Regions from separate parts of the Homo sapiens genome. Here region 2 is linked to region 1. A link is a contact called in ENCODE Hi-C or POLR2A ChIA-PET data. All regions are on one chromosome and are shown on one strand. Each heading gives the region's core, a stretch centred on a gene start or an enhancer-like site at or near the end of the contact. The rest is flanking DNA. Distances are from core to core; before and after follow the strand shown.

Region 1 (3,493 bases), core at 277-2,776:
AGTATAGTAATATGCCATGCAGGTTTATACCCTAGGAGTAATAGTTTGTATCATATAGCCTAGGTGTGTAGTAGGCTAAGTACACCCTACGATGTTGACACAATGGAAATCGTCTAATGATGTATTTCTCAGAATGTACTCCAGTTGTTGGCAGGGTATGGTGGCTCATGCCTATAATCTCAGCATTTTGGGAGGCTGAGGTGGGCGGATCACTTAAGGTCAGGAGTTCGAGACTAACCTGGCCATCATGGCAAAACCCTGTCTCTACTAAAATTATAAAAAATTAGCTGGGAATGGTGGTGCACGCCTGTAGTTCCAGCTACTTGGGAGGCTGAGGGAGGAGAATCGCTTGAACCTGGGAGGCAGGGGCTGTAGTGAGCCAAGATAATGCTACTGCACTCCAGCGTGGGTGACAGAGTGAGACTCTGTCTCAAAAAAAAAAAAAAGTATTCCAGTCATTAAATGACACGTGATTGTACTGATTATAATTTATTATTTATTTATTTTTTGAGACAGAGTCTCGCTCTGTAACCCAGGCTGGAGTGCAGTGGTGCAATCTTGGCTCACTGCAACCTCCGCCTCCTGGGTTGAAGTGATTCTCCTGCCTCAGCCTCCCGAGTAGCTGGGACTACAGGCACGCACCACCATGCCCAGCTAATTTTTGTATTTTTAGTAGAGACGGGGTTTCACCATATTGGCCAGGCTGGTCTCGAACTCCCGACCTTGTGATCCGCCTGCCTTGGTCTCCCAAAGTGCTGGGATTACAGGTGTGAGCCACCGCGCCCGGCTGATTATGACTGATTACACAATTTATTTATATATACTTTTGTTCATATGATACATTGCACTGAAAAATAAGAGTAATTGATAAAATATTTTAAAAACATAGACCACATTGTAACAGAGTAGTCTGAATTATATTACATGATTACCAATTCAAACTCCTGTGGGCTGAAGAAGAGAGAAGGATTATTACCTTGGTTCGATTTTTTCTGTTGTAGAATTTCTCATCAGGTTGTTCTGAACATGCCGGAACTGCAACATACCACAGGAATGAGAATATTCTTCCCCACCCCCACATCTATTGGCCTCTTGCTGGTCACTCCAAACTTTTGGCATACAAGAACATTTAGATTTAGTTTGTTTACCAGGTTTACCTTCCCTTCAAGCCAGCAGTGGGCTTTCAGGATGACAGGCCAAAGATTTGTTTTTGGGTTGGATGCTAATAATACTCACCTCTATTACTGTGCTTAAAAGTCATGCTAATGGTGTTCCAATAGACTACTGTTTATAGTCTCCTAGTCTGGAGTTCTAGAAATACAATTGTATGAGGCCACTCCTATTTCTATGTCGTACTTTTACTTTCTCTGCTCAAAAGAAGGAAAAAACAAAGTTCTGAAAAAGCAAACGTTATCTTTAACATCTTAGGAATGAAGGGGAAATTGGAGACAATTACTTGGACACTTAATAGGACCTCAAGAAATAGAATTGTCATTATATCATTAGAGGGCACTGTTGCACATTTTGTGATAGAGAACTGGTTTACTACTTCTGCTGTGTTCTTTTCAGGAAGCTCTTTTTATTTCCGTTTTGGTCTTGAACTGAGGCCATCATCATCTCGACAACACCTCAAGTCCAAAGTAAGCTGTCAATGGGCAAGATGCAGGCCAGTGTGCGCTTAGCATTTATTTTTCTCCTGTCTGCACCTTTTTTTTCACTTTTTCAAACCCTACAATTTATTCTACTCAGTGTTCCTCGCTAAAGCTGCTACCAAACCCTACCTGTAGCTTCCCCTGCTCACCTGCTGGTGGTAGTCCCTTTGCTTGATGAACTTGTCTACCACCTTCTCCACCTGTCTGTCACATTCCACCTGCAGATATTTGATCAGGGTATAGAGTCTCCCTGGCCCATAATAGGTCTCCACTATTGGCTGGTGGGTCTCCACAATGCGGGCAATCCCTAGAAGGGAGGAAGCAATAGGGTTATATTCCAAGTATTCTTCCTACAAAATAAACTTGCTCCCATCCAGGACTAACCGAAGGTCTAGCTCAATCCTTTTGGCTGCTTCACTTTCTAAAATGAACACAAATAGGCCTAGTCAATGCTAGGGGTTGCTAGGCAAATATGTTAAATATGTACAGTGCTTGGTACACCAGCAGGCATTTGGTAAGTTACATTGATACTGTTTTCTACAGCAGCATCTTTGGAAATCAGCATCACTCGCTTTCCAGTAATTTATTTTAGGGTTAAATTTATTCGTACAGAGTTTGGGGTTTGAGGGTTAGGTAGGATCAAAACACTGGAGAGACTCTAATCTTTGCTAATCAGGCACTGAATCTGGAAGTTATTTAATTCTCCAATCAATTAATACACAATAAACTACATGATTAAATTAAAGTCATCAGGCTAGAAGGGTGAGAAGAAAGGCTAGGATGCAGGTGTCATATACAGTCTCCAGTCTCTCTAGAGCGGAGAAAGAGGCTCACCTTCAAACAGAAGAGTAAGTGTATCTGCAAAGATGACTGCAGCTCTCCGATCACTCATGTCTGTCCCCAGCACCATGAGCAGATTCTCCTCAGCTTTACTGGCCACCTAAAAAAGGAGAAAACCCACACACATTCCTCAGAAAGGTCACCCTCATACCAGGTATATCTCAGTTTTCCAAAAATCCTCCCATTGACTTTCTTTTTTTTCACATTTCCCTTGATGTCTGGAAGCCCAGGCAGCACAGAGGAAACTCCCTTGAGGGACAGTCTGAGCCTCAGGCAGGACAAGGAAAGTGAGCATGGTGTAGCTCCTCTTCCATTATTTTCTTCTCTTGGAAAATATGGACTGCCATTAGCCAAGGGAGAGAGTCCCCAGTTTCAACAATCTTCTCAAAGGGTAACTTTCTATTATTTTTTAAAATAAGACAGAAACTCACTCTGTTGCTCAGGCTGGAGTACAAGGGAGCCACAGTCATAGTTCACTGTGGCCTTGAACTCCTGGACTCAAGTGATCCTCTCACCTCAGCCTCCTGAGTAGCTGGAACTATAGGCGAGAGCCACCATGCCCGGCTAATTTTTTAAAAATTTCTGTAGAGATGGGGTCCTGCTATGTTGCCCAGACTGGTCTGGAACTCCTGGCCTCAAGCAATCCTCTTGCCTCAGCATCCCAAAGTGTTGGAATTACAGGCGTGAGCCATTATGCCTGGCATGTTATCATTAACAGTGCTTTCTCAAGCACGACAAAACCTGGGTACTGCAGAAGGGACTTTTACTGGATTAAAGGTAGAAGCCATTTCTAGGTCCCAGATGTCAAAGTATACTGATAAAAAAAGTACCATAGAGCAGGTTTCCTTTTTTTTTTTTTTTGAAATGGAATTTCGCTGGTCGCCCAGGCTGGAGTGCAGTGGCACAATCTTGGCTCACTGCAACCTCTGCCTCCCCGGCTCAAGCGATTCTCCTGTCTCAGCTTCCCGAGTGGTTGGGCTTACAGGCACCCGCCAACATGC
Region 2 (3,493 bases), core at 726-3,225, 230 kb after region 1:
CGCGTGAGCGGCATGAAGGAGCCCTGAGTGAGAAGGCCAGTTCAAGGAAAGGCCTCATTCCACTTCTTGTTTGGACTGCATTGTGCTGGGTCCCTGCCTGAATCAGCCTGGCTTGGGAGGTCCTGAGTGACTCTGGAATGGCAAAGAGTCTCTGCTCCCTGGCCCAAAGGGGCTGTTTGCAGAATCAAGTGTCACATTCTTATAGATCGAGTTACCCCAGGCCCAGCTGGGGGCTGATCTCTAAAGAGGTGGCTGCAGAGACAGCTGTTGAGACAGCCCTGCCTCACTGTTCCCTCCCTCAGGAGATGAATTTGGTAGGCCGTGGTGGCCTGGCTGGAGGGCACTGGCTTCATGCTGCCCACACTGGAGGCACCCTGTTCACTGCAAGCTTCTCCCAGGTGCTTGTTTGGAGTGGGGAGAGGTGCGGGGCCGTTCCAGCCTCACAGGGGCAGTAGGAAGCACTGAGCATGGTGTTTAAGCCTCAGTTTCCTCATCTGTAAAGTGAGTGCAGTAAGAGCCCCTATTAAATGAGATAAAAACATGTAATGTGCCGGGTCCGGAGCCTGCCGCACAGTCTGCACTCAGTACACGGGGGCTCCTTTTTATTAGCAAGCGTCCCATAGCGCAGAGCACTGCGCAGGGCAGACCGTTCTCATTCTGAGTCTCAGAATGGATGTCTGGGGGCTGGTCTGAAATGTCTGAGTGGGGAGATTTCATTTCTGGCACAAATTCACAGTGCTCTATCAGGATGCTCTGAGGAAGAAGGGGGGCCACCTGTGACCCCCACACATCTGGGGAGGGAGATCAGCCCATCTCTCCGCTGACAGTCTGGCTAAAGATGGCAGAAGAGAAGGGCTGGGCTGCTCTGGACACAACTCTGAACTCCTTAGCCACAGCCCCTAGTGTGGACCCAAAATGGACTCTCAATGTCCAGGCTGCCCCTTGGACCCTGGAGCTGAGGCCCTTAGTGGAAGGGAGGAGGAGGGCAGTGTCACAGCTGCGAGAAGCCGCAGCAAGCGATTCACATCCTCAGCTGAGTGCAGCTCAGCCCTCACAGTGCTCCCAAGGCTTAAAGACTTTCTGCCCTCCCCAAGACAGGGTTGGGAGCCTTGGGAGGGGCTGCATTGAGACCACAGGTTTGAGCAGGGCAGTCTTTTCCCAGCAGGGGAGGTGGGGAAAGGGGCCACACTTGAAGGGGCAGGGAGGGCGGGCTGGACAGGGATGGGAAAGGCCTCAGTGCTCAGCAGGACAGGGTGGGGGCTGCTCGCTCTTTCCCAGCCTCAGTGGCCCCCATCGCCCCCAGCCACTCTGTTGATCTGAGCTGCCCTTTGGCTTGAGATGCTCTCTGAGGCAGGGCTGCAGGCTCAGGAGGAGGAGATGGGTGGAGAGAGAACAAGCTCACCCCGGGAGGGTGACTACAGGAGAAATGGGCCCCTCAAGTATGCTGATTTCCGCCTCACTGCTGCCTGCTCTTCCGCCCACCTCCGGCTCTGGCTCATCTGCTCTTGTAAGCAGGGTCCTGGGCTGGGTGCTGCAGGCGCATGAGGAAAGTGGGAGCCGGGACGGGGCAGCTCAGGGCACGCCCTCCAACACTGCGCTCCGAGGACCTCAGCGGTTTTACTCAGGGGTGCCACTGAGGCACAGCCCCCTGTAGATGGTGGGCAGCTGCTGCAGCAGGGGGCGAGGGAGAGGGGGGCCCACAACCCGGCTGTGTGTCTCGGGAGACAGGCTCTCTTTGAGGGGCCCAGGAGAGTGGGATTTCCATTCCCCAATCCTGCAGAGGGCAGGAGCATGAGGGAGAGTGCCATCCCTCAGCTGAAGGCCACTGTGCCTTGTATTTCTGGTTTGGGCAAGTGAGGAGCCTGCCAGCCCCTGGCAGGAAGTGCACGTGACCGGCGGCTGGCCAGGGGCACAGAGACGCACTCCACACAGAAACCCAGGCTGGCGGGGTGGGCGGCCGGGGAGCCAGCCCTGCAGATGTTACTAAGTGAAACCTGATGTGGTGACATGAGAATCCACAGAACGTCTCACAAACAACCTGCCCCGGGATGTTTTGGATTGAGTTTTGTGGTTATGACGTGAAGAAACCTCACATGTCAGGATAAAAATAACCCTGGCTTCAGTACATAACGCGAGTTACAGTTCAACAGAACCAGATGTGAAAACGTCAGCCACCCAGTTCAGGCCCAGCAGGGTCCCTGCTCCACTCCGGCCTCCCTCCCTGCTGGGGTTGGGGTCCATGTGCCCGGACAGCCCGTTGTGGGCTCAAGATCTGCTGCCTGGAGGATACAAGGGAAGGGCCAGAGGCCGCTCAGGGGAGGCAGCACCACCTTCTCCGAGGCCAGCTCCTCTTCTGTGAACCAGGCAGGGCTAAAGAGCATCAAGTCGTGCTTGGCACAGGAAGTGGTCCACAGAAGGGGTGGGTGATGGAGAGGCTGGTATGGAACCAAGAGGACAGGGTGGGGAAGGGGCAGTTTCCCCCAAGAATCAAGTGGCTGGGAGAAAGGGAGGCTGAGCAGGGTCTTGGGGGTGTAGAGTCTGCAGAACTGGAGGGGGTGCACAGCTACGTAGACAAAGGCCGCCGCAATGGCACCAACTCGGGAACCCACTCAAGGGGCAATCACTTTCTCATCTGTGGGCCGGCCTGGGTCGGCAGGACAGGAGCGCCGGAGGCATCAATCATAGCCAGGAGACTTTGCAGCTGCTCAGGTCAGAGCGAGAGAGAAGCCGATGGGATGCAGCAGGGCCCAGTGGGGACTTCCAGCTGACGCGGCAGTGGAGAGGTCATATAGCAGTCTGCCACCGGGAAAGAGCTATTGCTGCAGGGTGAGGGCTGGGGCCAAAGGCAGCGAGGAGAGGGTGTGGAGGAAGGCACCCCCTGCTGGTGGAGCAGGGGGGCTGGACTGCTGGGGCTTCCAACTGGACAAGGGAGGGCCTGGCAGCACGGGTATGAGAGGATGCCATTCTGGGCAGCAGTGCCGGGGGCCTCAGGCTCAGGTGATTGGTGCCCCTGCCTTCCATTATTTTAATAAACTTTCAAAAATAGGTACTGACCCTTACTGGGCACCTGGTGCCAGGGATTCCGGGGTAAGTAAACTTGGCCTGTGTGGCCTGCCATGACGCTATTCAAACTGAGCTGATGACACAAATCACCCAGCACTGGGCGACGCTGAGGAGCCTCCGCATGCACTTCCAGCTGGGGGTCTAAGAGGTCACAGCCAGGAGGGAACAGATGTGAACTTCACCACCCACCCAGGCAGCCTGAGATAAGCAAGTGTGTTGGAACAGAGGGGCAGGAGAAGCTGGGATCTCCAGGGAAGCCTCCCACAGGGGCCCTCTGCACCGGCCTGTAATAACTAGGACACAAGCAAAGGCCCCCTTCACATGCAGGGAGCATTTAGCCTAGCCCTTGCCATGTGGGAGCTCACAGAGCCCCCAGGCACCCCAGCACCTGGTTTATAGAGAGGGAAGAAGTAGCAGTGAGGTAGGACCC

The links. A loop is a pair of places that touch in the nucleus more often than their neighbours do. ChIA-PET counts read pairs that join two places held with the same protein, here RNA polymerase II (POLR2A). Pooled maps may share reads with other maps.
Region 2: a pooled map shows a loop between it and region 1 (3-fold over the local background). The contact joins two enhancer-like sites. A Hi-C loop is called at or near these places in 2 of 50 pooled maps. POLR2A ChIA-PET finds 5 or more read pairs at or near these places in 3 of 52 experiments (AG04450, HepG2 and activated T-cell).

Annotation. Positions count from the first base shown.
Region 1 is chr16:70,507,430-70,510,922 of GRCh38, forward strand. COG4 (component of oligomeric golgi complex 4) reads right to left here. Exons shown (of 19, transcript NM_015386.3): 6 at 2,487-2,592; 7 at 1,802-1,959; 8 at 977-1,035. Among named protein-coding and RNA genes, the nearest start is that of COG4, 14 kb to the right of the region's middle. Within about 2 kb of position 1,527, at least 2 of the 41 ENCODE cell types and tissues checked have a DNase peak (open chromatin) inside an H3K27ac peak, as active enhancers do.
Region 2 is chr16:70,735,701-70,739,193 of GRCh38, forward strand. All of the region lies in intron 13 of VAC14 (VAC14 component of PIKFYVE complex), which reads right to left. Among named protein-coding and RNA genes, the nearest start is that of VAC14-AS1, 18 kb to the right of the region's middle. RefSeq lists enhancers at 2,121-2,280, 2,253-2,783, 2,685-2,854. Within about 2 kb of position 1,976, at least 30 of the 41 ENCODE cell types and tissues checked have a DNase peak (open chromatin) inside an H3K27ac peak, as active enhancers do.